Regions from separate parts of the Homo sapiens genome. Here regions 2 and 3 are each linked to region 1. The links are chromatin contacts, found by Hi-C or POLR2A ChIA-PET in ENCODE. All regions are on one chromosome and are shown on one strand. The core of a region is the stretch at or near the end of the contact, and the rest is flanking DNA. Distances in the headings are between cores, read along the strand shown. Region 1 holds the start of DCDC1 (doublecortin domain containing 1). Region 2 holds the start of TRIM44 (tripartite motif containing 44). Region 3 holds the start of METTL15 (methyltransferase 15, mitochondrial 12S rRNA N4-cytidine).

The links. Hi-C counts contacts between places; a loop is a spot of excess contacts on that map. ChIA-PET counts read pairs that join two places held with the same protein, here RNA polymerase II (POLR2A). Pooled maps may share reads with other maps.
Region 2: a map of CD4-positive, alpha-beta T cell shows a loop between it and region 1 (8-fold over the local background). The contact joins the promoter of TRIM44 here to the promoter of DCDC1 in region 1. A Hi-C loop is called at or near these places in 3 of 168 maps with a recorded cell type or tissue (B cell, CD4-positive, alpha-beta T cell and naive thymus-derived CD4-positive, alpha-beta T cell) and 5 of 50 pooled maps.
Region 3: a map of CD8-positive, alpha-beta T cell shows a loop between it and region 1 (14-fold over the local background). The contact joins the promoter of METTL15 here to the promoter of DCDC1 in region 1. A Hi-C loop is called at or near these places in 3 of 168 maps with a recorded cell type or tissue (CD8-positive, alpha-beta T cell and naive thymus-derived CD4-positive, alpha-beta T cell) and 11 of 50 pooled maps. POLR2A ChIA-PET finds 5 or more read pairs at or near these places in 2 of 52 experiments (activated B cell and activated CD4-positive, alpha-beta T cell).

The regions. Positions count from the first base shown.
Region 1 is chr11:31,365,998-31,370,988 of GRCh38, reverse strand. DCDC1 (doublecortin domain containing 1) reads left to right here and starts at 1,250. Exons shown (of 39, transcript NM_001387274.1): 1 at 1,250-1,292. DNAJC24 (DnaJ heat shock protein family (Hsp40) member C24) reads right to left here and starts at 1,129. Exons shown (of 5, transcript NM_181706.5): 1 at 1,077-1,129; 2 at 130-273. The coding sequence starts at 240. RefSeq lists an enhancer at 837-1,316.
Region 2 is chr11:35,660,068-35,665,058 of GRCh38, reverse strand. TRIM44 (tripartite motif containing 44) reads right to left here and starts at 2,284. Exons shown (of 5, transcript NM_017583.6): 1 at 1,279-2,284. The coding sequence starts at 1,947. RefSeq lists enhancers at 1,596-2,096, 2,308-2,627 and a silencer at 1,888-2,267.
Region 3 is chr11:28,105,861-28,110,851 of GRCh38, reverse strand. It overlaps METTL15 (methyltransferase 15, mitochondrial 12S rRNA N4-cytidine), which reads right to left and starts at 2,464. Exons shown (of 7, transcript NM_001113528.2): 1 at 2,400-2,464; 2 at 451-686. KIF18A (kinesin family member 18A) reads left to right here and starts at 2,696. Exons shown (of 17, transcript NM_031217.4): 1 at 2,696-2,788. RefSeq lists enhancers at 331-560, 2,169-2,248, 2,435-2,958, 3,159-3,418, 2,959-3,483 and 1 more.

The sequences.
Region 1 (4,991 bases), core at 1-2,500:
CAATTAAATCAAATTAATACCTGGATTCCTGCCACTGGTATCCTATTTTCTGGAAACCTAAATTTGTGGTTTCATATAAAAATTGATTTTTTTCCCCTCATGATTTAAAATCTGAAAGAAAAGACTTACCATTAATATGAGTTTTTGATATTTTTGTTTTAGGTCTGATATATTTGCAGATGGGTCTGCTCCCAGGATGCTGTACCAATCCTTTTTTGGCATCTGCTCAACCGCCATCATCCATGGAACCAGAAGTGGGCCTTCTCAGATTAGCTGAATAGAAATATTAATGACAATTCATCACAGTTTGCCATGTATCTAAGAAAAAATTAAGTACTGCCCTTGTAAATTCTTTAGTATTTAGTCGAGTAAATCATGATTATAATGCAAACCTGAGGAAGCACAGATTTTCATTTAAAATGCCCCAAGAATTCCAGGTATAAGTGTACCGACAAGTATGGAAAACGTGTTAGGTATTTCACGATATATATTTATACTTTAATTAATGAACAGCATTAAAAAAAAGAATTTTATAATGAACCAGGTGGTGTATGAACCTCTAAGAAGGTATTTCTGCTAGTCTTATGATAAAACTGGCACACAAGTAAGCACCCACTAAACACGCTGGAGGAGCTTAATGAATATTTACAAAATGAACGAATAAAAAAAAAGCAAAACAGAACATCAAAGAATTAAAATAAATTTGGGGGCATTCCTTCTGAAAGTTTCTCGTTTGCTTTTCCTCCAGATTGTCTGGAGAGCATGATATGGGAAATAACGTCAGCACCAGCTGGTAGAGAACAAGAGTCCCCTGTTATTGGAGAGGCGCTGAGACCTCGCAAAGACAGAGTGAAACTCTCTACGCGAGGATGCCCCAGTCTTCCACGCTCCAGAAGAGAGACCCTACCAGGAGCCCCAGAAATCAGGCAACCTCTTCCCACAGCTATATACACTTAACGAAACAGCCGGGGCCTCCTCAAGCTCGGGACTTGGGAATCTTCTCCATTCACAGTCGGCTTTACCCACCCAGCCATTGGCGGGCACCCTCTCCGCGCTTTATACGACATCAGACCTACCTAACTTCACATAGGCGCTGCTACCCACTCCTCGCCTGCTGTCGGCCAGAACTCCGGACCGGCTTCTTCTTCCGCCGGAAGTCACTGTTCCGACGTGTTCGCGTTTCTGGCCGAGCTGATGTGGCCGTGGCACAGCTCAGAAGCGACGCTCCGCCCACCCCGACGCGGTCTCTATGGTAACCGGTCACCGCTTCTATGGAGTGGCGTTTACTACCAGTAAGTTCCCAAACTGTGAAGAAAGGCGCCTTTGGCTTCGCTCTAAGTCTCTCTTTTCCGGGCCCCGCGACTGTCGCTTCTCTCCTCCTCCTCAGCGAGCACCCCCTCGCCATCCCAGGCTTTCCCCGCCTTTTTCAAAGCTTCCTCCGTTTACCGTACCCTGAGCTACTCTCAATCTTTTCGGTTGGTGCTTGAACTCTGGGGTGAGAGAGGGGTGCGGGGGCAAGGATGTGAGAAGGATGAGGAGACCTGATGCCACTCTCGTCCCTACAGTTCCTTTACAATGTTCTAATTCGAAAATTAAAAGAACTAAAACCTATGCCAGGTAGGGCTAGATGTGCGGGGGATGGGGTCGGTTTAATTTTTTCTGCAGAAGATATTCGACGTAATTATTAATATTTCTTTTAGACCTTAGCAACCAACTTACAACATAAAAACGTTCCAAAATTCTTTCACATTTGCTATTTCACTTCGCTTTCATTTCAACCCAGTGAGACAAGTAAGGCAGGTGCCATTATTCCCACTTTATAGATGAGGAAAGAAATCAAGGATCAAGGCCAAACAGCTAGTTGGGTAGGGGCAGAACAAGGACTCAGCAAGTCTACACATTCCCAGGGCAGCTATGCTATCTTTCAAGCTTACAGAAAAAAGCAGAATGAACTGTTCTTCTTCGAAGCAGTTAGGGGGCACTGCATATGGGCACTGTTGGGGTTTGTTATTGTTGCTGGTGGTGGTGGTGGTGGTGGTGGTGGTGTTTTTCTCACCTTTCTTTCTTCTCCCTTTCTTGATTCCTGTGTTTCCTTTTATTACTTCTTTGTGCTGCTTACTTTACATTAACACCTCTTCCTAGCATTGTACCTGGAGATGAAAACTACATCTTATTTTTGGCCAGCATGACATAAATTTCACTTGGAGATGTTAAAATGGTTTTGTTGTTACTGCTTTGATTTTGCTTTCCTTCTTTTTTAAACTTCTACCAATCTGAGTTTGAGAAGCAGTCAAGATAAACTTAAGCAGAATAAATAAAATAATCTAATATGATCAGTTATTTAATGATGTTATGAACTATAAAGAATAACTGAATGAAACAAGCAAGTTTAAAAATCTAAAGATGAAAGCATAGATTAGGTTCTCCACAGGGTTTTGTCATGTTTAAAGGCAGATACAAAGAGCATCTGGTTTTAGTCCTGGCTGCATCATACTTTCTTGTGTGGCCTCATGAAAATACCTAAAGCAATGGAATTAAGTAGTGTGGTGAATGCTTTTCTAAACAGTACTGTCAGAATGATGCCACCTTGAACATCTCTAGCCCTCAAACTCCCTTCTGTCCACAGCTTGGTTCTTCCTTGTGTAGGTAGATATGCTCCGGTACTCCAGGTTTTTTGTTTTTTACAGCAAAAGCATTTTATTTTGATTTACTATTTATTAGGTTATTGTGTTACCTTATTTATTTATTGGGGTTTGGAAAGTAAGAAATAGTTTTTTTCCCCAGCAATACCAAATATTTTGTCATTTCATCTCTACATACTTTAGTTTGCATCCCTAAAATGTACCAACTTTTTCTTTTATCTCCATAATGTCATTATTGGACTGTCACATAATATCTAGACCTTACTTACATTTCCACGGTTAATTGAAAATGTCTTTTTCTGGTTGGTTTGCTTGACTCAGAATCAGACAAAATGTACACTTTCCATTTAGCTGTTCTGTCTCTTAAATATCTTTTAAATTATAGCAGTCCCATTTCTTCACTAGAACCTTGTTTTTTTCTTTACTTGCCATTGGCTTACTGAATGAGAACAGTTGTCTTACACTCTGCTTATACCAAAATAAACTTCTTAAAACAATTTTTACATAAATTTCTGATCATTAAGCTTCCTTCATTTTTCATTTTATAGAGCAGTACTTTCCAATAGAAATATAATGTAAGCCGTAAGTGCAAGCTACAAAATTAATTAATCTAAAAATTATTAAGGCGATACTTTACATTCTTTTCTCCTACTAAGTCTTCAAAAGCTGGTATGTATTGTGCCCGAACACACCTCAATTTGAACTAGCACATTTCAAATGCTCAGTAGCCACATGTGACTAGTGGCTACTGTATCCAGCAGGGCAGGTCTAGAGAATAAAGTCCTAACTCCTTAACCTAGCATTCAAGTTACCTCTTCAATATGATCCTTACTTTTCCAACCTCCCCTATTATCTCCATACATTAAACATTTAAACAATTGGATCTTTTCATGGTACTGAAATCAACCCAACAGTCCCATAGACAGGGTTTTGTTTGTTTGTTTAGTTTTGTTTATTGGGGTTTTTTAAATTAATAAACATAGAAATGGACACTTCTTTTCTGAAAGCTTGAAACTTGCATTTGTTTTATCTTTTTGTTTGCTTGTTTGAGACAGAGTCTTGCCCTGGTGTCCAGTCTGGAGTGCAGTGGCATGATCTCAGCTCACTGCAGCCTCTACCTCCCAGGCTCAAGTCATCTGCCCACCTCAGATTCCCAAGTAGTTGGGACCACAGGTGCATGCCACTATGCCTGGCTAATGTTTGTATTTTTTTTTGTAGAGATGGAGTTTCACCATGTTGGCCAGGCTGGTCTGGAACTCTTGAGCTCAAGCAATCTGCCTGCCTCAGCCTCCCAAAGTGCTGAGATTACAGGCATGCGCCACTGCGCCCAGCCACATTTTGTTGATCTTTATCTCAGTTCCTTCCTCAAGAAAGGATGCCCAGACCTCTCAACAAGTATCAAAGAGCTGAAACTCACCAGATTACTGCATCTAGACAGTGATATGCCAGACCCCTCATTCTTCGTTATTGTTTCCTTACCCTTCCTTAGTTCCTGTTTTCTCATACGTAGTTAACATTTCTTCCCTGTTATATAAACCCCTAATTTTAGTCAGTGAGGAAGGTGAATTTGACACTGATGTCCCATCTCCTTGGCTGCAGCATCTGATTAAAGCCTTCTTCTTTGACAATAATCATTGTCTCAGTGATTGACTTTTTGGGTGGTAAGCAGCAAGACATAGATGGAACTCCTGGTGTTTTGGTAACAGCATTTCATCAATAATTGTGTTCAAATGCTTCTCCTTACTTATAACACCCTAATTCTTTTCTTCCTCCTATCAGAGTAATCCCTGCTTTAAGGCCTATCTCTTCCATCAAGCCTTTTATGATGGCCTGGTCCTTAGAACTTACTGCCGCCCCTCAACTTTCATAGCAAGTCCTTTGTATATCACAGTATATTGTTTTCCTTAGAATATATTCTGATTCCCCAGTTGGGTTGCAAGCTTTCTGAGAGCAAGAACACCTCTCCAGAGAAACTAAGAACCAGCTATCTTGCCTCATTCTCTGGAGTTCTAATGATACATAGCTCTAATAGTTTTGTTTCTCAGTATCTTATATTTAAAAGGCAATTTATCCATTTTATGTGAAACTTACATAGTGGAAATATAAACTATGTTAGTATCATGGTTAAAAGCATGAACTCTAGAGTCAGAACATATGTGTTTAGTCCAGGCTTTTCCTCTTACGGCTATGTGAACTTAATTCATCTCTTTGCTTTGGTTTCTTCCTCTGTAATATGGGAGTAATAATAGTATTTCCCTCATAGATTTGTTGTGGGAATTAAATGAGATAGTTGTGCCTGAAAGTAATAAGTATTCAGTAAAGGTTAGCTATTGTTGTTATTATTAATTA
Region 2 (4,991 bases), core at 1,035-3,534, 4.3 Mb before region 1:
ACTACAGTCACTCATAGGATGACTCTCACAAACACAATGTTGAGAAAATGAAGCAAAACCCAGAAGAATGCATGATAAAAATATGACACCCATAGTGTCAAGTTCAAATAAGTTTAGGAATGCATACACATGGAGTAAAAGCATAAAGGTAAGCAAGGAAATGATCACAGAAGTCAAGATTATGCTTACTTATGCAGAAGAGAGATGGTTATAATTGGAAAAGGTATGGGGAAAAGGCTTCAATATTGCTAGTAATGTTCTATTTCTTAATCTGGATGGAGACTACCTCAGTACTTGTTTTATAATTATTTGTTAGACTGTAAGTTTTTACACACTTTCTGAATGTGCATTTTACAATTATAAATAGGCACTAAAAAAGGGAAAACCTAATACAGAGGATCTTCACTCTCAAGGTATTTGTTATCCCAATGCCAGCTATTCCCTATTCAGGGAAGCAAAAGTCATCATAATATGACAATGTTCACTAATACAGATTACTTAATGAACTGATCACTCCACTCAAAATTTCCCCCTCCCTCCCCGATTAACACCAGCAGTTTCTCTCAATGATAGTAAACATCCACAATATGAATAAAAGGTGCATCGTCTGCAAATTCATTCATTCAACAAATATTTCCGAAGTGTCCACTGTTCTGGGGGACCAGTAAGGTCCACGACAGACAAAGATCCAGACAGAGGACATGGGAACTTCCACTCCCACCCCAATTTGGCCTCCATCTTCTTACCCTCCTTTTCTACTAAGTTTCAAACACGAAGAATCTAAAATGAACTCGGGGCACATATGAAGTTACTATTAAAACTATTTTGTTAGTCTTTTCAATGCAGACGTATCACTTGCTTGGATTCATGTGGCAAAATCCTATTTCCCATGTTTTCAAGTAGGCAAAAAGATTGCCTTATCAAGAGCCCTAGCACAAAGCACCAGTTTCAACAATAGTGATGCTGTGGAAATTGGCCTAAGTGGGGTCAAAACTCCCAAGAAATGCTTTACCTGGGATCCACAGACCAGAAACTTGCAATTTTCTAGAAATTGTATACTAGATTTTGTGTGTATTTTCTCAGGTCAGAGTCCAGAACTTTCATCAGATTCTCAAAAGAGTTCAACCAAAAACGGTGAATAAGAACTGCTCCCAAAAAGTTGGAAAGACTAGCTTCTTAGGGACACAGTGAAAGCGAATGTGGTCACAGCCAGGCCACCTGAGTTGAAACCCAGGTGTCCTGACCCCTAGGTTTATGCTCTGAAGGCCCAATACTTACTCTTAATTCTTCAAAGGCTTCGTCTAGGGTGGAGAGTTGGTGGCCCTGGTGAGCCCCAATGACTGGACACAGGACACAGATGAGCTGCCTATCTTCCTGGCAATAGGTACTCAAATCAAGCCCATGGTCCGGACACTTCCTCTTGGCCACTCTCTCTGCTTCCATTTCTATTTCTGGGTCAAATTCACTTTCTGCCTCAGTTTCTCCCTCCGCCTCGGATTCCCCTTCTTCTTGGTTGTCTTCTTCGGCCTCGCTTTCTTGCTCATCCTCCATTTCTTCCTCGCTGTCTTCTTCACTCTCCTCATCGCTCTCATCCTCACTCTCTTCCTCTGTCTCGCTCTCTTCCTCTGACTCGCTCTCTTCCTCCGACTCACTCTCTTCCCCTGCCTCGCTTTCTATCTCCCTCTCCTGCTCCACCTTGACCTCCGCTTCTTCCTTCCCCGCCCCCTCTCCGTCAGCTGGCGGGGTCCAGGCCTGGGAGCCGTGGACGTATTCGGCCAGATGGTGACTGAGGAACTTCTGCCTGTGCGCCTCGGCATGGCGGCGGCAGTAGCAGAAGCCGCATTCTCGGCACACTTCCTCGGCCCCCGGAGCCTCGTCGGGCTCGCACTCGTCACACGTGCCGTCGTGAGGCAGTTCCTCGAAGGCCGCGCCCACTCCAGAGGCCATGTGGGTGCTGTGACGCGGCCAAGGCCTCGGGGCCCCGGGGCTCGCCGCCTTCCTTCCGCGCGGCCTCACTTCCTCCTCCCGCCCCGGGTCCCTTCCTAGGGAGTCGCCTCCCGCCTGGACCGCGCCGCGTCTCGAAGCGGGACCTGGGGCCGCGGCAGCCCCTGCCCGGGCGCAGCAGCAAAGACCCTTTCCGCCGGCTCGGCCTGCTCCGCTCTGTCCCTGCGCTTCCTCTGCCGCGCAAGGCACTTCCGGCGCGGCCACCCGGCGCCCCCGTCGGCCCCCGCGTCGCGCCGCCCGCTCAGCCTCCCGCTACCAGGGAGAGATCGCGGCAGCCGCCGGCCCCCGCGCCGCCCCGGTTCCACTTTCCCTTTCCCCGTCAGGAGGCCTCCTTTTACTTCCTGAGTCATTTAAAGTGGCAATGACCCTTTTCTGCTTTTCCCGCGGGGCTCAGCTCCTCCGCTCCAAATCTCAGCGTGCCTTGGAGGAGGAGGAGGGAGAAGGAGGATGGAGGAAGTCTCTTACTCTCTCCAGAAGCAGGAATTGGGCTCCACCTCCCCCATTCCCTCCCTGGAAGTGTCAACTTGAGTTTTCACGGCCACTAGGCTGGTGTCCCTGTGCATTTCAGTCTCTCTTGTGCCAATTTGTCGCCGCCCGTCACAGTCCCCAGTGTTCTGCAAGGTGCCCGGACAGTGTTGTTTACCAGACTGAACCTGACCTCTTGGGATTTCCTGAGTGCGGAAGGGCTATGTTTGTTCTAGGCTAGGGGAATTGGAGTTAGGATGAGCAAACAAATATTTTCGATCCAAAGCAATACTGTGCTTTGTCTATTTGCATTGCTACCTCCTAGGATCTCAGAATTTCTGGGGTGGTAACCTCTGTGCGGTTTTCTGAGAGCTGCCTTCGGTTGGGCAGAGACGTCAGGTGAAGTGAGGTGGGGAGAGGCAGTATTTGTCGAGTGACAGGTCCAGGTTGCAGTCATTTTCCTTTATGTAAGGTGTCCCTCTAGATTCCCACTGGGCTCTAAGAGAAAAGAAGGGAACTGTTGTTTATAAAGCAGTACTGTAGTGCCAAGAACCCGGCTACATCTTTTTGTGGCTCTTTAAAAGCCGGTTTTGGAAGATCCTCTGCCCGATGGTCCCCAAATCCTGGTGCCACTACCTATCAGTTTTATGACCATGGACAAGTTAATTCATCATTCTGTTTTCCGCTTTTTAAAAAAGATGTTAAGTGAAAAGAACGGTAAATATCTACCTCATGGGGTAGTTTTGTGGATTAAATGTAACGATGCCTGCACTGTAGAGTATTCACTAAGCTTTCATTATTATTTTTGGCACAAATTATATTTAGTGCTCACAATGCCCCTTTGAAGGAACATATTTTACACACACAGGGCATTTTCGGCTGGCTGCTGGTAATGTAGGCAAGTCTCCACCTCTACCCCATATCCATGTCTCTCCATTCACAGAAGAGTTTTTGTTTTGCACTGTATTTGGGAGAGGGAAAATTACGTTTTTATCTAGTCAAGGGAGAGGCTGAGGTGTATTAAGAAGGATGAAAGGGGATGGAATGGTGTCTGTTTTACATTGATTCCCTTAGATGATTTTGAGTTAGAATTTCCAGATGCTTTCCTCAAACATACCAGGGGATGAGGTGGGGTAAAAAAACCTTTTTAATAGTTTTTAATGTCTCCATGGATAATGTATGCCTAATCTTTGTGCAGCTTTTGTTAGATATTTATTTTTTAGAAACCTTTCTTTTTAACCTCAGAACAATTCTATACAATGTTGAAAAAAATCAGGTTTATTTTGTTCCAATTCCATACACATTTCTGTTTTCCCCCAGCTCATTTCTCTGGAAATTATTTCTGTGTCTGCTTTTGAAACATGAATTGAAGCACCATTCTGAAAAAAAAAATTCAACAAATGTCAACTCAAACATCAACGTTAATATACCTAATGAGAAGTGTGCCTTGCTTGGTTATTTCTACTCCTGTCCTCCCCCAGGCTTAAAAGGAAACAACTTAGCCTTTACAAACATAACGTTCTCACATTTAGAAAGTCTTTTATTCAATGAAAATAATTTTTATTTTTTTTATTTATTTTTTTTTTTGGTGACAGGGTCTCTCTCTGTTGCCCAGGCAGGAGTGCAGTGGTTCAATCACAGTTCACTGCAGCCTCAGCCTCTTGGGCTCAAGCAGTCCTCCCAAGTGCCTCCCAAGTAGCTAGGACCACAGGCGTGAGCCACTAAGCCCCACTACTTGTTTTGGTATTTTTTGTAGAGACGGGGTCTCACTATGTTGCCCAGACTGGTCTTGAACTCCTGGACTCAAGTGATCCTCCCACCTCAGGCTCCCAAAGTGCTGGGATTATAGGTGTGAGCCACAGGCCTGGCCTTTTTAATATCTTAAAAGGACATTGTTGTATCCAGGGTATTTGATGAGGGGAGGGGGAGTCATGTCATCATTATTGTTATTACTGTTTCTTCTTAATGTTATCTGACAGAAAGTTAAAATATAATACTGTGCAGTTCAGTATCTGACACTTTACAATTCTTCTTGAGCACTCTGTGGAGAAAGGGTCTTAGAGGCAGACAGATTAAACTTTTTTTTTTTAAGATGGAGTCTTGCTCTTTTGCCCAGGCTGGAGTGCGTTGGCACGATCTTGGCTCACTGCAACCTCTGCGTCCCGGGTTCAAGCGATTCTCCTGCCTCAGCCTCCCAAGTAGCTAGGATTACAGGTGTGTGCCACCATGCCCGGCTACCTTTAGTATTTTTAGTAGAGATGGGGTTTTGCCATGTTGCCCAGGTTGCTCTCGAACTCCTAGACTCAAGTGATCCACCAGCCTCGACCTCTCAAAGTTCTGGGATTACAGGTATGAACCACCACACCTGGCCAGATTAAACTATTAAAAAGGGACTCCATAAATTTCTGGTGACAAGGTGTGGCAGACTCAATGAGGCAGATCTCTGTACCCCTCTGCAGAGAAATCCGAACCATCTGATTCCCCAGGAATTAGTATCTTTGGGAGTGTCCACAAATAGCACC
Region 3 (4,991 bases), core at 1,215-3,714, 3.3 Mb after region 1:
CACTTTTGGCTGTTGAGAGCATAAAATTGCCAGATTACTCTTTTAATTGTGAAAACACACAGGTGAGTGATGCCCATGAAGGATACTCCCTCAAGGGCTCTAACAATTATAATCATTGCAGTCAATTTTGTCTGGCAGGGAAATCCTGTTTGAAAATGTAATTTTTAAGGACAAAAACGCGACGTGGCGGCTGGCACACGAACGCTGAGAAAGTGAAAGAGGTTCTAAGGAAAGAGAAAAATACACCCTTTTGCCTAAGAATTACGCTCTGACGAGGAAAAACTATTCGGAAACTTCCAAACCCAGGTTGAAGGCGTGTTGAAGAGAGGGAGAGGGTCAGGGGCGTATTTTTCTTTTGCTCCGGACGAATCCAGCGACCCCTGTGGAGTACCCCCAAAGGTTTGGTGGTTTCCAAAACGAGTTCCCGGGACTCGGTCCCCTTCTCCTCACCTGAAGCACGAAGACTTCTCAGCTGGCCTCTAACTCGGGCCAGCGACTACCACTACGGTCCAGGAGAACCTGAATGCGCCGCGCGTCTAGGTCCTGCCCCTGGGGGAAACTTGTAAGGACGGACAGATTGGGTCCACGTCCGCCCAAGCAACTGAGGACCGTCTGCCTTTGGTTCCGCTGTTTCCAGCCTCAGCTGCCAAAGGGTCCTGTTGGCCTGGGGTTTCCAAACGACTTTCCTGGGGGAAATAAATAAGACCTCACTATTGCCATGTTTAAATTCACTTTTACTTTTTCCATTTTTATTTTTTGGTCTGAAACAACTTTAAATCTAACTTTTCATTTATCCTTATCTCTGCTCTTTGGTTTACAATGAAAGTATATTAAACTTGTATTCTGATAACACAGCAGTTATACTCCAATTTTTAACTAAAAGTGGGAATTTCTGTCTCATTAGCTCTATGTTTAGAAACTACAAGGAGCAAGGTGGCACAGTAGTGGGATTGATTGTAATGTCAAAATCTCTCTGCTTTAACCAAATGTACAATTCCTTTAAAATATGGACCTCATCATCTGAACACTGTTAAATGGCAAGTGTAACACTGAATTTGAAATCTAAAGTACTTGGATTAGGTGTGAAAACATCTGTGGCACTGATAAACCTTATACAATGTGGGTGTCAAAAAAGACAAACTTTAAAACACTTCTATTCTTCACCAATGATCCATGCAATTTTACAAGCAACTGGCAAAATATGCATATTTTCAGACTGGATTAAGATATTCTCTTAATGTCACTTAATCCAGAAAGTATTTCAGAGACAAATGACTCAATTCTGAATTGCCTTGCCTGTATAGTTCAAGACAAAATTTTGTGTTAGGAATTTTCTGAAAACTTCAGTTTTCTCTCAGAAAAATGAAAATAATATTACCTACGTCTCATGGGCTGTTTTGAGAATTAACTGAGAGACCATATGTAAAGGGACTAATAAAATACCTGGGAAGTCAAAACGTAAAGTACTATACAATGAGTTCTTACTGGAAATAAAGACATCTCGATTTTATTACCAAGACCAGCAGCACACAAATAACCATTTCATTAGCTAAGATACACGTAATACAGCCAAAAATAAGTAGTAGCTTTATTGATCCTCTGTCTAGTGATCAGAAACAATAATATAACATGCATCACATACAGTACACAATACTCCCGATTTTCCTCAACAGGAAATAAATGTCCATAATACAGAGGTTTCCATATATTGTTGCATTTATAATACTCTGCATGGGTATGAGTCATCCTATTTATAAAGTGATATTGAATCCACAAAATATAAGCTCCAAGAGGGAAGAGTTTGATTCCATTGCATACTATTGTGTCTAAAATCTAAATAATTGCTAAATGGATACAATAACAGTAATATATAGAACAATGAAATTCAGATACTGTTATTAAAAACACCCTGCCAAATAAAGTTATTTTAGCAAACGTATTTCCGATTTGTTCCAGGTATTTTCTCTCTTTTTAAAGTGTCTATGCTGAAATAATATCTATAACCTGGGACTTAAAAAAAATCACTTCACCTAATAATAAACCAAGCCAAAATCTTTAAATTTATTTTGTTATGCCATCATTAGACAGAGAATGTAAAAAGTAACCAAACAGAAAATAGTTTCACGGTCAGTACTAATGGGAGTAGGCCTGGAAGTCCTGAGAAATGAAGCCTGAGGCCTCAACCCAAAAGATCTCCAATTAATTCAGGTGAAGAGACCCCACATTTTGGCCCATATTAATGTGTCTGGAAGAAACAGGTCCCTACAACTTCTTGGAGGCCTCACTACTCAGAGAAAAGAAAATAAACACCCAGAACCCATTAATCCACACCCAAACTCCACCTCTCCCCCTAGCAGAGGGCATAGGCCAACCCCTGCCCGCAGCAGTCTCACTCACACCCTTAACTCTGGGACCGGGCCCTGCACCCGCCGGTCTACAGGAGGCCTGGTGATCTCAAGTGGCTGCCTCCCACCAGCAGCTCCGGCCTAGCCCCGCCCACTTTGGCCACCGCCTCCGGAAACGGCCGCGCGCGTTGCCACGGTGACGAGCAAGCAAAGAGCTTCCCCTGCGCAGCCAGGCTGAGCTTCTTGGCGCCAAGCTGCCGCGAGCCGTGACAGCGTCCGACGTGATGACATCACGCGAGCGGCAGCCAATGAAACGAAGCGCTGAGGAAAGTGGCTTGGGTTTGAATATTGTGGTTGAGTCTGAAGCGCTGGGAGGCGGACATTAAAGTGAAGTGGTTGCGGTAACCTGGCCTGGGCCTGAAGTGAGTGAGAGGCACATGAAGGTAAAACTGGACTCTGGGACGCTCCTTTTGGTGACTTGTATTATTGGGAACGGAGGGTCCTGCCGCTTCAGGTCTAGAAGACCAGGTGGGCTTCTTGACAAACACAGAAGCGTTGAGGGGTGGGGGATCAGGGTACCTGGGGAGAAAGTGAAAGGAAAAAGGGATTCGAGAACCTGCTAAGAGCACAGCTCTGCTTGACCGTAATCCTCGACTGCTCAGCTGGAAGGGCAGGGATCTCCTTAAGTCCTGAGAGGAAGTCTTAAGTTTTAAAGGGCATCTTGGCCCCTTTCCCAGACTGGCAGAGAACTTTAACTGCCCAGCACCTTGTAGTGTCAGCTTTTTTCCGGACTCCAAATTGGGAGTGTTTTGTTTCAGACTCACATATAAGCGTACCCAGGGGCTTACCTATCAAACGAGGAGCTTTTGTTCATCACTGCATAAAATTTTTGTCTGAAGAGCTTTAACTGTTAGTCTTGCACTGGTCAATCGGGAACCCCTCCTGAGCCCCAGTTGTAGGTAGCATCGAGATAAAAGCCGCTCTGACTGCCTAACGGGATTGCCGAGGATCAGATGAGGTACGGAAGAGATACTGTTTGGCAAATGCTCTGCAGATGAAATTAAACTGTAAACATTTAGAATCAGTCCTATAGTCTGTTCTTGGTTTCCGCAGGACTTTTTTTTTTTTTTAGGAGCTCATTAGTCACTCAGTTACAGAGAAGCCAAGACTGACTGCTGTTTATTATATGAGAAGAGAGTATTTGACCAGAATGAACTGATTTTGTGGTATAATATATAGTTTAGATTATGGATAATTAGGTAGAAATTTAGGCACTCTACAGATTTTAATTTTTAGTGTCATTCCACCACGTCTAGCCTCCTGTTTCGTTTTTGTAAGGTTTTTATAAACTTTGATGCTAGAGAATGTGATATCCAATGACTAGATAGTGCTTCTTATTAAGTTCATAGTTTGTAAGAACTATTTCAATAAACAAAGATTATCTACAAAGCACAATCACAAAGAAAAAAACTTAAAAGATTATCTGCCTTTAATAGTAGTAATTAATCTCCTTTTCTATTATTTATTCATTTATTTGAGACAGAGTCTCGCTCTGTGGTCCAAGCTGGAGTGCAGTGACGTGATCGCTGCTCACTGCAACCTCCACCTCCCAGGTTCAAGCAATTCTCGTGCCTCAGCCTCCCGAGTAGCTGGGATTACAGGCGTTTGCCACCACACTCGGCTAATTTTTGTATCTTTGGTAGAGACGGGGATTCACTGTGTTGGCCAGGCTGGTCTCGAACTCCTGACCTCAAGCCATCTGCCCGCCTCGGCCTCCTAAAGTGCAGGAATTACAGGTGTGAGGCAGGGCACCCAGCCCTTCCTCTTCTACTATTGAAAAGTATTTACAAATACATAATATTTTTATATTGAAAGTGCATCTTGTCCCATCATAGAAATACCCCAAATCAATTAAGAGACACGATAAAAATGATTTTTTTTTTTTTTTTTTTTTTGCTGACAACTGTGAAAACTAAGAGGAAAAAAAATAGCTCAGCTGTCAGTGCCGGCCTTCCCTCCAGTTGAACCTTTTATTCTTCCCTGATGGTTGTAAGTTGGTGGGAGTAGTGCCCCCAAGACTGATATTCCAAAAAGAGCTTTAAGATGGACTGTAGATGATAGTGTTGAGTATCGTTTTCAGTCCTATACAGTGTTTGTTGAATCTGAATCTAATTCAGGTTTGAGTTTGTATTTAATATATCATAACTGTCACTCTACTTCTGTATCATTGTTTGGAAGCATTCTCTTCTGATTCCAGTAGAACCTAGCTGTTAATAACATGGACTTTAGATTTGTACCCGTTAAGGAGTTTGTGTTTTATTCTTCTGGTGAGAAGTCATTGGAGACTTTAGAGCAGGTGAATGCCATGTGATGCATCACATGATCTGAATGCTTTTGATGAACGTATCAGTGAATACAATCAATGAATTAAATTTATTATAGTACTTTCATAAAATTAGGGGTGAATCTTTGACTGAATTGACTTATATTTGACATTTGGTTGCCCACTTGTTACGTCATCTTGGAAAAGTTACTTATCCTAAGGCTAAGTCTTTGTTTTTGTAAAATGGAAATACTACTACAACCTACCTTACGTGATTATTATAAGGATTGAATGCAATGACGAATGTCAAGTGTTTACTATAA